Linked DNA regions of Mus musculus: region 2 is linked to region 1. The links are chromatin contacts, found by POLR2A ChIA-PET in ENCODE. All regions are on one chromosome and are shown on one strand. Each heading gives the region's core, a stretch centred on a gene start or an enhancer-like site at or near the end of the contact. The rest is flanking DNA. Distances are from core to core; before and after follow the strand shown. Region 1 holds the start of Ccnf (cyclin F). Region 2 holds the start of Traf7 (TNF receptor-associated factor 7).

Evidence for each region. ChIA-PET counts read pairs that join two places held with the same protein, here RNA polymerase II (POLR2A).
Region 2: POLR2A ChIA-PET joins it to region 1 with 31 read pairs in embryonic stem cell. The contact joins the promoter of Traf7 here to the promoter of Ccnf in region 1. POLR2A ChIA-PET finds 5 or more read pairs at or near these places in 4 of 5 experiments (Patski and embryonic stem cell).

The regions. Positions count from the first base shown.
Region 1 is chr17:24,249,298-24,254,144 of GRCm38, reverse strand. Ccnf (cyclin F) reads left to right here and starts at 2,736. Exons shown (of 17, transcript NM_007634.4): 1 at 2,736-2,850; 2 at 4,740-4,847. The coding sequence starts at 2,835.
Region 2 is chr17:24,525,560-24,530,406 of GRCm38, reverse strand. It overlaps Traf7 (TNF receptor-associated factor 7), which reads left to right and starts at 2,469. Exons shown (of 21, transcript NM_001172113.1): 1 at 2,469-2,641. Rab26 (RAB26, member RAS oncogene family) reads left to right here. Exons shown (of 9, transcript NM_177375.1): 5 at 1-16; 6 at 287-352; 7 at 437-493; 8 at 590-666; 9 at 764-1,353. The coding sequence ends at 866. Rab26os (RAB26, member RAS oncogene family, opposite strand) reads right to left here and starts at 2,156. Exons shown (of 2, transcript NR_045289.1): 1 at 1,971-2,156; 2 at 1,663-1,771. It overlaps LOC115488833 (a small nucleolar RNA gene), which reads right to left and starts at 1,931; the gene lies at 1,854-1,931.

The DNA.
Region 1 (4,847 bases), core at 1,487-3,986:
CATCCCCAGGCTGTCAACTAACATTTCATTAAGTAATCTTTGAAGGGCTCTAGCAGGCTCGAATGTGGCAAACATGGCACCCACAGGTTTTGCCCTTTCCCCTCCCCTCTCCCTTGCTAAACTGTTAGATCACATTCCTAAAGCTACCCCACCCCCACCCCCAAGGTCCATTCGATTATTTGGCCACTTTGCTCTGCCTGTCTCATTCCTGAGACTGATCACCAAAGTCCAACTATCAAAACACAAGGACCAGCAATCAAAATTCATTACTTTGACTAACCTAGTTAAAATGCCCAATCAGAACTTACCAACATGTCCTACCTCATTCTAACACAGACCTCCACCTTTTTGCCTCTTAAAATTAATACTTGCAAACTTATTTGCTACAGTGTCTGCCCATTCAGATTCAGCCACCTTGTCTCTTTGCCTTGCTTAATAGATCTCTTTACATTTGGTTTGTGCTTGGAAATTGCTGCTTGGATGTGGTCTGTGCCTCCCTGAAATACATGGGCTCCTCAGCTCCCAAGAGCTGACTTTCCTGAGATTTCTCATCCCATGAAGCCCAATGGGGATGGATATACCTCATACTCTGGTGGAGTAGCTCTTAGCCATAGGGGTTCAACAGTGGTAGGACCAGGAGGCAGGACATGATCAGATCTACAGCCAAGAGAACACCTGGTTCCTAAAACATAAAAATATTTTGGCCAAGTGAAGTTGTCTTAGTTAGGGTTTTACTGCTATGAACAGATGCCATAACCAGCACAACTCTTATAGGGACATTTAATTGGGGCTGGCTTACAGATTCAGAGGTTCAGTCCATTATCATCAAGACGGGAACATGGTAGCATCCAGGCAGGCATGGTGCAGGAGGAGCTGAGAGTTCTACATCTTCATCTGTATCAGTATTCTGCTAGCACTGGCTTCCAGGAAGCTAGGATGGGGGTCTTAAAGCCCATACCACAGTGACACACCGACTACAACAGGAACACACTTTCTAATAGTGCCACTCCCTGGGCCAAACATATTCAAACGTGACAGAAGTGGTACCTAACTATAAGCCAACAGTCAGGAAGCTGGAGCAGGACAGACCTCACGTTATAGGTCAGCCTGGGCTTCGTGGGGTTTTCTAGTTTGCTTTCTGTTCTAACAAACAACAGGACCAAAAACAATTTATTTGTCTTACACTTCTAGGTCACAACCCATCATTGAAGGAAGTCAGAGCCGGAGCTCAACCAAGGCAGGACCATGGACCAGTGCTGTCTGGCTGATGCTCAGCTAGCTTTCTTATATAGCCTAGACACACCTACCTAGGGATGGCACCACCAGAGGTGGTGAGAGGCTGAACCCTCTCAGTCATCAATCATACCAATCCCTCACAGACATGGCCACAGACCAGTCTGATATGGGCAATCACATAACTGAGTCTCCCTCAGATGACTCTAAGCAGTGTCAGGTTGTTAGCTGAAGGGCATTGGGAGACCCTTTATCAAAACCAACAAAACCCGCCTCCAATAAATAATAGAAACTGAAATTGAGTAGGATACAAAACAAGGTAGAGCAAAAAAAAAAAAAAAGACAACTGATCAACTGATGACTTTGTAACTCTGATTAACCAGGGGACCAGATAGATTGTTATGTATTCTGAAATGTGATGGACAGCGGGTTTGCTCATTGTTAGATTTAGTTTTTTTAATACCTTCCAGAGGCTACCAAAAGCAAATTCTGAAAACAGCACTTCTGTCCCAAGTAACAAAGTACAAAAGGAGGAAGATAAAAAAGTAACAAAGTAGCTGGGTGGTGGTGCCACATGCCTTTAATCACAGCACTCGGGAGGCAGAGGCAGGCGGATTTCTGAGTTCAAGGCCAGCCTGGTCTACAGAGTGAGTTGCAGGTCAGCCAGGGCTACACAGAGAAACCCTGTCTCGAAGAAAAGAAAAAGTAACAAATTGGAAAACAGTATAGTCTTCCGGAAAAGAGACAGTGTGAGGGTTCCCCATGGAGATCAGCAGCAATGGGGAGCAAATCCCAAGTCTTGCTCTAGGGTTCTCTAATATTCTGTGCTGTGAACAGCCATTCCCTATTAACTGTCTCAGACCCACTAGAGGTCTTGCTATCCAGCTTCCAGCACAGGTCAGATACAGTGAGCATGCTGGCTTCGGGGAGGGGATGAAGGCTGACCCAAGCTGTGGGGATAAGCCTGGGCCTATTCCTCGCTCTCCACCCTCAAGAGACCACTTGTCTTTTCTCGACAGATCATCTCATGAGAATACGGAACATGTACTCGAGTGAACACATCGCTCAGCAGACTGTGACTGTGGCTGTGGCTGCCCGGCATCGGAGCCCAGCTTCTGCAATTTCCACATCAGTGTTGGAGTTGGCGCCTCCAAATGCAGTCTCCTCGGCCGGAAGCTCGCGTGGGAGGGACAGGTAGTAAGCCACGACCAACTCCGGACGGTAGGACAAGTCTTGGAGGGAGAAGACCAGCCCTCTCTGCCTCCGGGCGGGCTTTTTAGGATAGCCCGCCGGCGCCAGCTGAACTCCTCCGTCCCCCGCCCAGCGGAGAAGGCGGGTCAACCACGAGCGATAAGCCAATAGACAGCCAGCGTTTGAATTCGCGTCCTGGTGTAGCCAATCACAAATGCCCAGAGCCTGCGGGGCAGGAGAGGCTAGTGATCTGGGGGGCGTAACTCTGTGGTCCTACCAGTAGGAGCTCCCGGCGCGTTTGAAAACGGGGCGGGGGTGGGGCCCGCGCCTGCGTGAGGCGCTCCGTGCACTTGCCCCAGGCGCGGGCGCGCTTGAGAGCGGTCTAAAGCGGCAGTGGAGGGAGCTCGGCGATGGGGAGCGGCGGTGGTGAGTGCTGGCGGGAGCCGGGTAGGCGATAGGTCATACGGAACGGAGGCCGGAGGAGCATGGACTCGGGCCCCTGTGACCCGGGAGTGCGCGTCGCATCCCCCAAAGCACGGGGTAGGCACGTATCCCCGACTGCGAGCCCGCCCGCGCGGTTTAAATGCCCGCCCGGCGCCTATGCCTCTCCTGTTACCCCAGGGCTATTTAGGTTCTCTACTTAGCAAACTACGATTTTACTTATCTGTGAAGTCGTGGGCAATCCACACGATATAGAGCGATCTCAGGCCCTGTCCGGACTCTTGTGGGCGGCTTGATCACCTGAGGGTTGGCTGAGGCCACAGGATCTGCCCCGTGAAAACGTCTCACGACCTGGGGGTGCGATTTCACTTGTTAGAGTGGTTAAACACTTCCAGACATGCTCTAGAGCACACGAGTCAAGAAACTGTTATGATAATATTCTTAGAATGTTTGGGAATTATAGCTCTCTGGGTATACATTTGGCCTTTGCTGTAAATTTGGTTTCCAATAAGACTCAGGTGAAGAGTTTGGGAGTGGACAGTCTCTTAGAGACCTCCTGATGGAAAGCCCGAGGTCAGCCACTTTTGCCTCAGTGTGAGGAGGAAAAATAGGTAGAAAGATAGGCGCATTTATAAGTAGGAAGGCAGGACCTTGGGGGGGGGGGGTAATGTGGGGGCCCTTTGTGAAATAGGGAAAAAAGCCATAGGCGTTGAATGAAGAATGAATTGCTGAAGTAAATATTGGAACAACCCACTGTGGAGGAGAAGAGCTCATCTGAAGAGCATGTCTGGGTCCAGTTGCTGTGTGCCTGAGTTCTCAACATGTGGGCGCGACTCCATTGGGGGGGTCACACGACCTTTTCACAGGAGTTGCAGATCAGACATCCTGCATATCAGATATTTACATTAAGATTCATAACCGTAGCAAAATTACAGTTATGAAGTAGCAATGAAGGTATTTTATGGTTGGGGGTCACTGCAGCATGAGGAACTGAGTGTATTAAAGGGTCCACGGTGCTAGGAAGGGGTGATTTTGCACTGTAAGCTGAGTGTGGAAGACCCCTCTGTTTGGGGACTGGGGAGCTCTCACCATCTGCCAAGCTGAGAGCTGCTCTGGGATGGATCTGGCCTCCATGTTCTACAGAACGGCCTGCTAATTTGAGTTCCCAGTCTATGCTATGCAAGTCCCTTGGTCAACCATATGCTGATAGTCACATGTTCAAATATAAACAATGTAAGCTGGCCATAGTGACTAATACTTAGAATGCAGTACTTGGCAGGTAGAGGTAGGGGAATCAGGAGTTCAAGGGTAACCTCAGCTAATGTTAGTGAATTTGAGGCCAGCCTGGGCTATAGCAAAAGTCCAAGGGATCTTACTGACTGGTTGTGAGCTAGCCTTCACTGCTGAGCAGTTTCTTGGCCCCAAAAGTACCTTCTTGAGTACAGTTCAAGGAAAACTGAATGTTCATCAGTGTCGACTGCTTTCTCCAGCTCTGGTTGTCATGTAGATCTTGGATTAGAAAATTTCCAACATTCAAGTTACATGTTACCTGATATTCTCCCTGAATATTTATTGGCTATAAAAGGAATGGTGGTATCTTTTTTGTTGTTTTGTTTTTTGAGACAGGGTTTTCCTGTATAGCCCTGGCTGTCCTGGAACTCACTCTGTAGACCAGGCTGGCCTCGAACTCAGAAATTCACCTGCCTCTGCCTCCCGAGTGCTGGGGAATGGTGGTATCTTAAGTAATTCATATGGTACACTTTATTTAATTTTAAAACTAGTCTCTTGTGTGAATAGAGGACAGTAACGATTAAATCATCTTTAGATGCAACTTTTTATCTCACCAAGGCTTGTGAATTTTTTTTCCCTTTAAGTGATCCATTGTAGGTGTGCCAAGTGTTTCTGTTATCCTACTAAACGAAGAATCAAAAGAAGACCCAGAAACTTAACCATCTTGAGTCTCCCAGAAGATGTACTCTTTC
Region 2 (4,847 bases), core at 1,220-3,719, 280 kb before region 1:
CTTCGACAACATTCAGGTCAGTGGCCTTGGTGGGGGAATGAATCAAGACTGTCTAAATGGCATCAGGAGCCCGAGTCCTGTTACTTAACAGGAAGGATAGACATGATGAACCCCTCAGCTCATGGTTGCCAGGCTATTGGCTAACTCAACGGGCCTGGGTGACACCTGGCTCCATTAGCAGGACCACCTGGATAAATAAGGGCTTCTAGCAAAGCCACTCAATCAGGTGTGGCACAAGAGGCCACAAGGACCAGCCCTGAGACTGGCCTCAGCTTTCCCTATACAGGCCTGGTTGACAGAGATCCAGGAATATGCCCAGCAGGATGTGGTGCTCATGCTGCTAGGGAACAAGGTAGGACTCTGGGCCTGTCCTCTCCAGCCTGGCCCACAGGGTGCACCGGGGACAGGCACTAATGAAATCCCTGTGCCTGGCCAGGTTGACTCTACTCAAGACCGTGTGGTAAAGAGGGAAGATGGGGAGAAATTAGCCAAGGTGAGTCGACAGGGAGGACGATGAGGGTGTTCTTGAGATTGGGACACTGAGCTGCCCCCAGGTGCCCAGCACCTAGCTGGCAGTAACTATTTGCAGGAGTATGGGCTACCTTTCATGGAGACCAGCGCAAGGACTGGCCTCAACGTGGACTTGGCTTTTACAGCCATAGCAAAGTAAGTCCTGGTAATGAACAAACACTACCTCACATTCTAGGATAAGTGGGCTACCTTGTTCTATGTTATCTACATCCCCTCCCCTGTTGCTCTTCAGGGAGCTGAAACAGAGATCAGCCAAGGCTCCCAGCGAGCCGCGCTTCAGGCTGCATGACTATGTTAAGAGGGAGGGCCGAGGGGTCTCCTGCTGTCGACTCTGAACCTTGCTGAAACTCAGTTCCACGCTGGAGGAAGCAGTTCTGCCTTTGAGAATTGCCCGAGTCTATAGACTTGTCCTCAAAGGATGGATGCCCTAGTGTCTTCTCAAAGACACCAGAGGCTAATGCTTACCCTTTGCCCCAGTGGCCACCAGAAATGGTCTTGAAGCATAAAAACCAGGCCACAGCACATTGCTGCCCTCTTCTGGGCACTCCCAGAAGTGAGGAGGGGGACCACACGCAGCACACTGCTCAGACAGGACCCCACTCAAGGCTATGTCAGTCACTGTCCATTTGTTGGACTGCTTCCGACTCACTAGGAGGCTGATATAGGGACGCACAGCAAGGTCAGAATGATAGAACCCAGTCACAACTTAGCAGGCTGGCCCAGTCCGTTCCACTTTGTACTAAAGTCACCAAGCCACAAATGTTGAGTGAAAACCTGTCCTCTAAGTCCCTATTAATAAAGGTGTTTCTGGAGTTTGTGTCATCTGTGGAAAACCACCTCCTGGGGCAAAAATGGCTTAGTGGGGGGGTAAAGGTACTTCACCTGGGGAAACACTTAATTTACACATGCGCTGATACCGTCACCAAAATTCCCACAGGAATAGTTTACTATCAAGATTAGGGTGCCCCACAGCCTATTCCTTAAGTAGTGCTGGCTTATAAGGTCACCCTAGATTAGAATGATTCAAACAGAATATCTTAGTCAACCCCTTTGCGGACTGTGTGACGCCAAACCAGGGCCTCTACGGCACTGTGCTATCAGCACATGAAATCACAACGTCTGAAACCACAGTAAGATTGCATTTCACTTTATTGCTAAGAAACTCAGATACACGGATGCCCAGCTTACCAGCCAACACTCCTACTCGTTGGATCTCTAGATGCAGCCGACTCAACATGCCCTGAAAAAAAAAAAATCAAACATAAATCTTTACTTTGGTTAACTTTTCACTCAAAACCCATCCAATTAGTGACGTCGCGCCCAAGCCTCAGTCTTATAATGTAATCAGACTACGCATGCAGTTTTCATACGAGGTGTCAGAAATTAATTCATCACGGGCTTGGGGCTGAAAAGGGAAGCCAGGCCCGACCAGTTCATACCTGCAAAAATGGAGTCAGAAGAAAAATGGGGAAGGGTTAAACCCTTAGGACTAAAGCACTTCAGCTCGGGAGGAAGGCAGATCTGTAGCAGAGGTCCTTTGAGTTCCATTCGGCGAGCACTACTCCCAAAACGTTCCTTACAAAACCTAGATGAAAGGGACCACGAACACACTCACTCCCAAAAAGAGCGACTGCTCGCGAGGCTCAAGAGTTTATAGAACTGCCCCTTATGTGATTGGGCCACCTCTGAGGAAGTGCCCACCTTCCTCCACTGCTGATATGCTCCTCGAGCTGTCCTGCAATTTCCACCAATCGTACAGCGACTTTTGTTTTGGAGGCGGTATTTTGAGTAGCTCGAATATCCTCCCGGTTGTAGAGCCATTGAGTCCATGAGTGACGAGTTCAGTTAGCCAATCAAATTCCAATGTGCAACATAGAGTGATTCTGAAGCTACCAATCCGGTCCTTCAGTACAGAGGTCGCCGGAAGTCGTAGTTTAGGAAGCTCAAAGCGTGAAGCAGCACCTAGAGTTCCTGAAGTCCGTGAACTACAAGTTCCGACCTGCCCCGGGACTTCCGGCTCCTGTATCCTGAAACCTTTCCCGGCCGCGGGCCGAGAGGGGCAAGATGATGCCGGTGGGTGAAGTCGCTGCTCCTAGGCAGCCGCGGGCGGGTGAGTGAGTGCGCGGAGCACAAGACCTGGGGCTCCTTCTTCCGGGGAGTGCGGTGGAGCGCGGGCTGGTTGTGGGAGCGTCGCGAGCGGTCGTGGGCCTAGCCTGGGGGGCGGGACTGAGACGGCTGGGGTCTCAGCCTCTATAAGTCCTCCTGACTCCAAGTAAATCCGTCTGTCACTCCTTCCCTTCACTCTCTCTTTCGTTGTCTTTGCACTCCTATGTTTTTTTGAGCGCTGCCTGTGTGCCAAGCAGTATCCTAGGCTCTGGAAAGTCGGCGGAGAACCGGATTCCAAACTGATAAGCTCATCTGGTACGCGGTTTTGAGACAGACCATTCTGCCTCTAGGGTCCTGTGCATTGTACGCAGTCCAGCAGCAATTCTGAGTTTGTTCACTGAATGGTAGTAGTAACACCCACAGCCCTGTTTTGTTATGACAAAAATGTCTCAAGACTTTGGTAACTGTCTCCTTGTGGCAACTCACCTGCAGTACTGTTATTCTAGTTAAAATAAAAAGTTAAAAATCATGAGGAACTGTGATAAGTTTTACGGGGGGGGGGGAACTGAACACAGATAAAGTATTGAGTATTGGGCGTTCTTAAATCTTTGGTAGGGAGACCTACAGTTAGCTGAAGATCTGATGGAGAAGCAGTCAGTCTTGAGACATTTCAGGAAGAGCCTTACAGGCAGGGGGAGTCAGAGGAGCAAGCCAGCAAGTATAGGTAAGTGATAGGTAAGGTTAAGAGGCAGAGCAGGGTAAAGTCTGAGAGCCTCTGGTATGTGTGATGATTTATGAGTCAAGTAAAATAGTGAGGAAGCTAGACCAGCGTCTTCTAACCCTCACTAGAGGCCAGTTGTCCCAGCCTAGATTCTTTTGAGGCAGGCCAACATGATCAGATGAGGCTGAGGTCTAGAGATATCTGTCTCATCTCCCCTCCTGCCCCGCTCCCTGCACGCACAGGCTCATTCCTTTGCAGCCTTGTTCTTCAGGGGCCTCTCCATGTCCCAGATCTCTTTCCTGAGGATCTTTGTGGCAGGCGCTGCTGCAGTCATAAAGACAATCCTGAAGATCCTCTATACATTCATGTTTCTCTGCAGAAACTCAAGTCCCTGTACCCTGAGGTCCTAAATCTATTTGCAGCTGTCTCTTCAGGAAATGAGAATGGCTGTGTACAGCCTGACTAAGGTGACTAGGAAGGAGTGGCCAAAAGTATTGCCCAAATCCAAGAAGTTCCTTGATATAACTTCTTGTAGCTGTACATCAGAGTCTTTCAGGAAATGAACAGGAAAGATCGGGGTGTTTAGTAATGAGCTGAGGCTGACACACTAGAAACAAATGGAGCTCCATACCCTTTCTTTCTGGCTGGCTTCTAGTTCCTTGGGGGTCAGACTAAACAGTCTTTGGGGGTATCCCTATTCTAAGCCCCAGAGGGTATACATCTCAGATGAAGCAATGCCTGGTGCAGAAAATAGGAAGAAGGTCGAGCTGAAGCTACCTCTGATAGCTCCTTTCCGACTTGGATCCATTAAAATGTTTTATAGTGAGAAATACAGTCTCCTTCAAGGTCACGCAACTTACCCAGTTATTCCTCTCTTGCATGGTCAAAGTAGAATTTGAACCCAGGTCTGTCTGAGTCTAGAGCCCATGGTCATTATTACTCTACCATAAGCGCCATATGTGTGAAGTGCCAGCCTATGGCTGCTTTTAAGAACTGTCAGCTGGTTGTATCGTACTGTAGACAAGGATTCCCATAAATCTGTAGGCACCCAGCAGTTTATCAGATCTCTGACTGGCTTGTGCATGAGAAACCCCCATCCTTCAACAGATACTCTTAGTATCCCAGAATGCCAGTCCTAGGGAAGAGTAAATGGCTTAAAGAAAATAGACTTCTAAGACTGAGCTGCTAGTGTCGGACTTGATGATTCTTGAAAGTCCCAAGCAGAGGAGGTCACAGTATAGAAGCATAGAAGCCAAGAAATAAACGCGTCCAGTTCCAAGAGAGCCAGAGGAGGATGCCAGAGGGGGTCGCGTTTGCAGGGGAAACGGCCTTGATGAGTGGAGCTGCTGTGGGTGCCGGAAGCAGGTGTGGGTGGGGCTGGAGAGGTCTCTGCTCTTCATCCTGCTGGCCTGGGACTTTAGTGATTTACCCAAGCTTTTGTGGGGTGGGATGAAGCATACACAAGGGGGTCAAAGCCACTTAAGCAGAT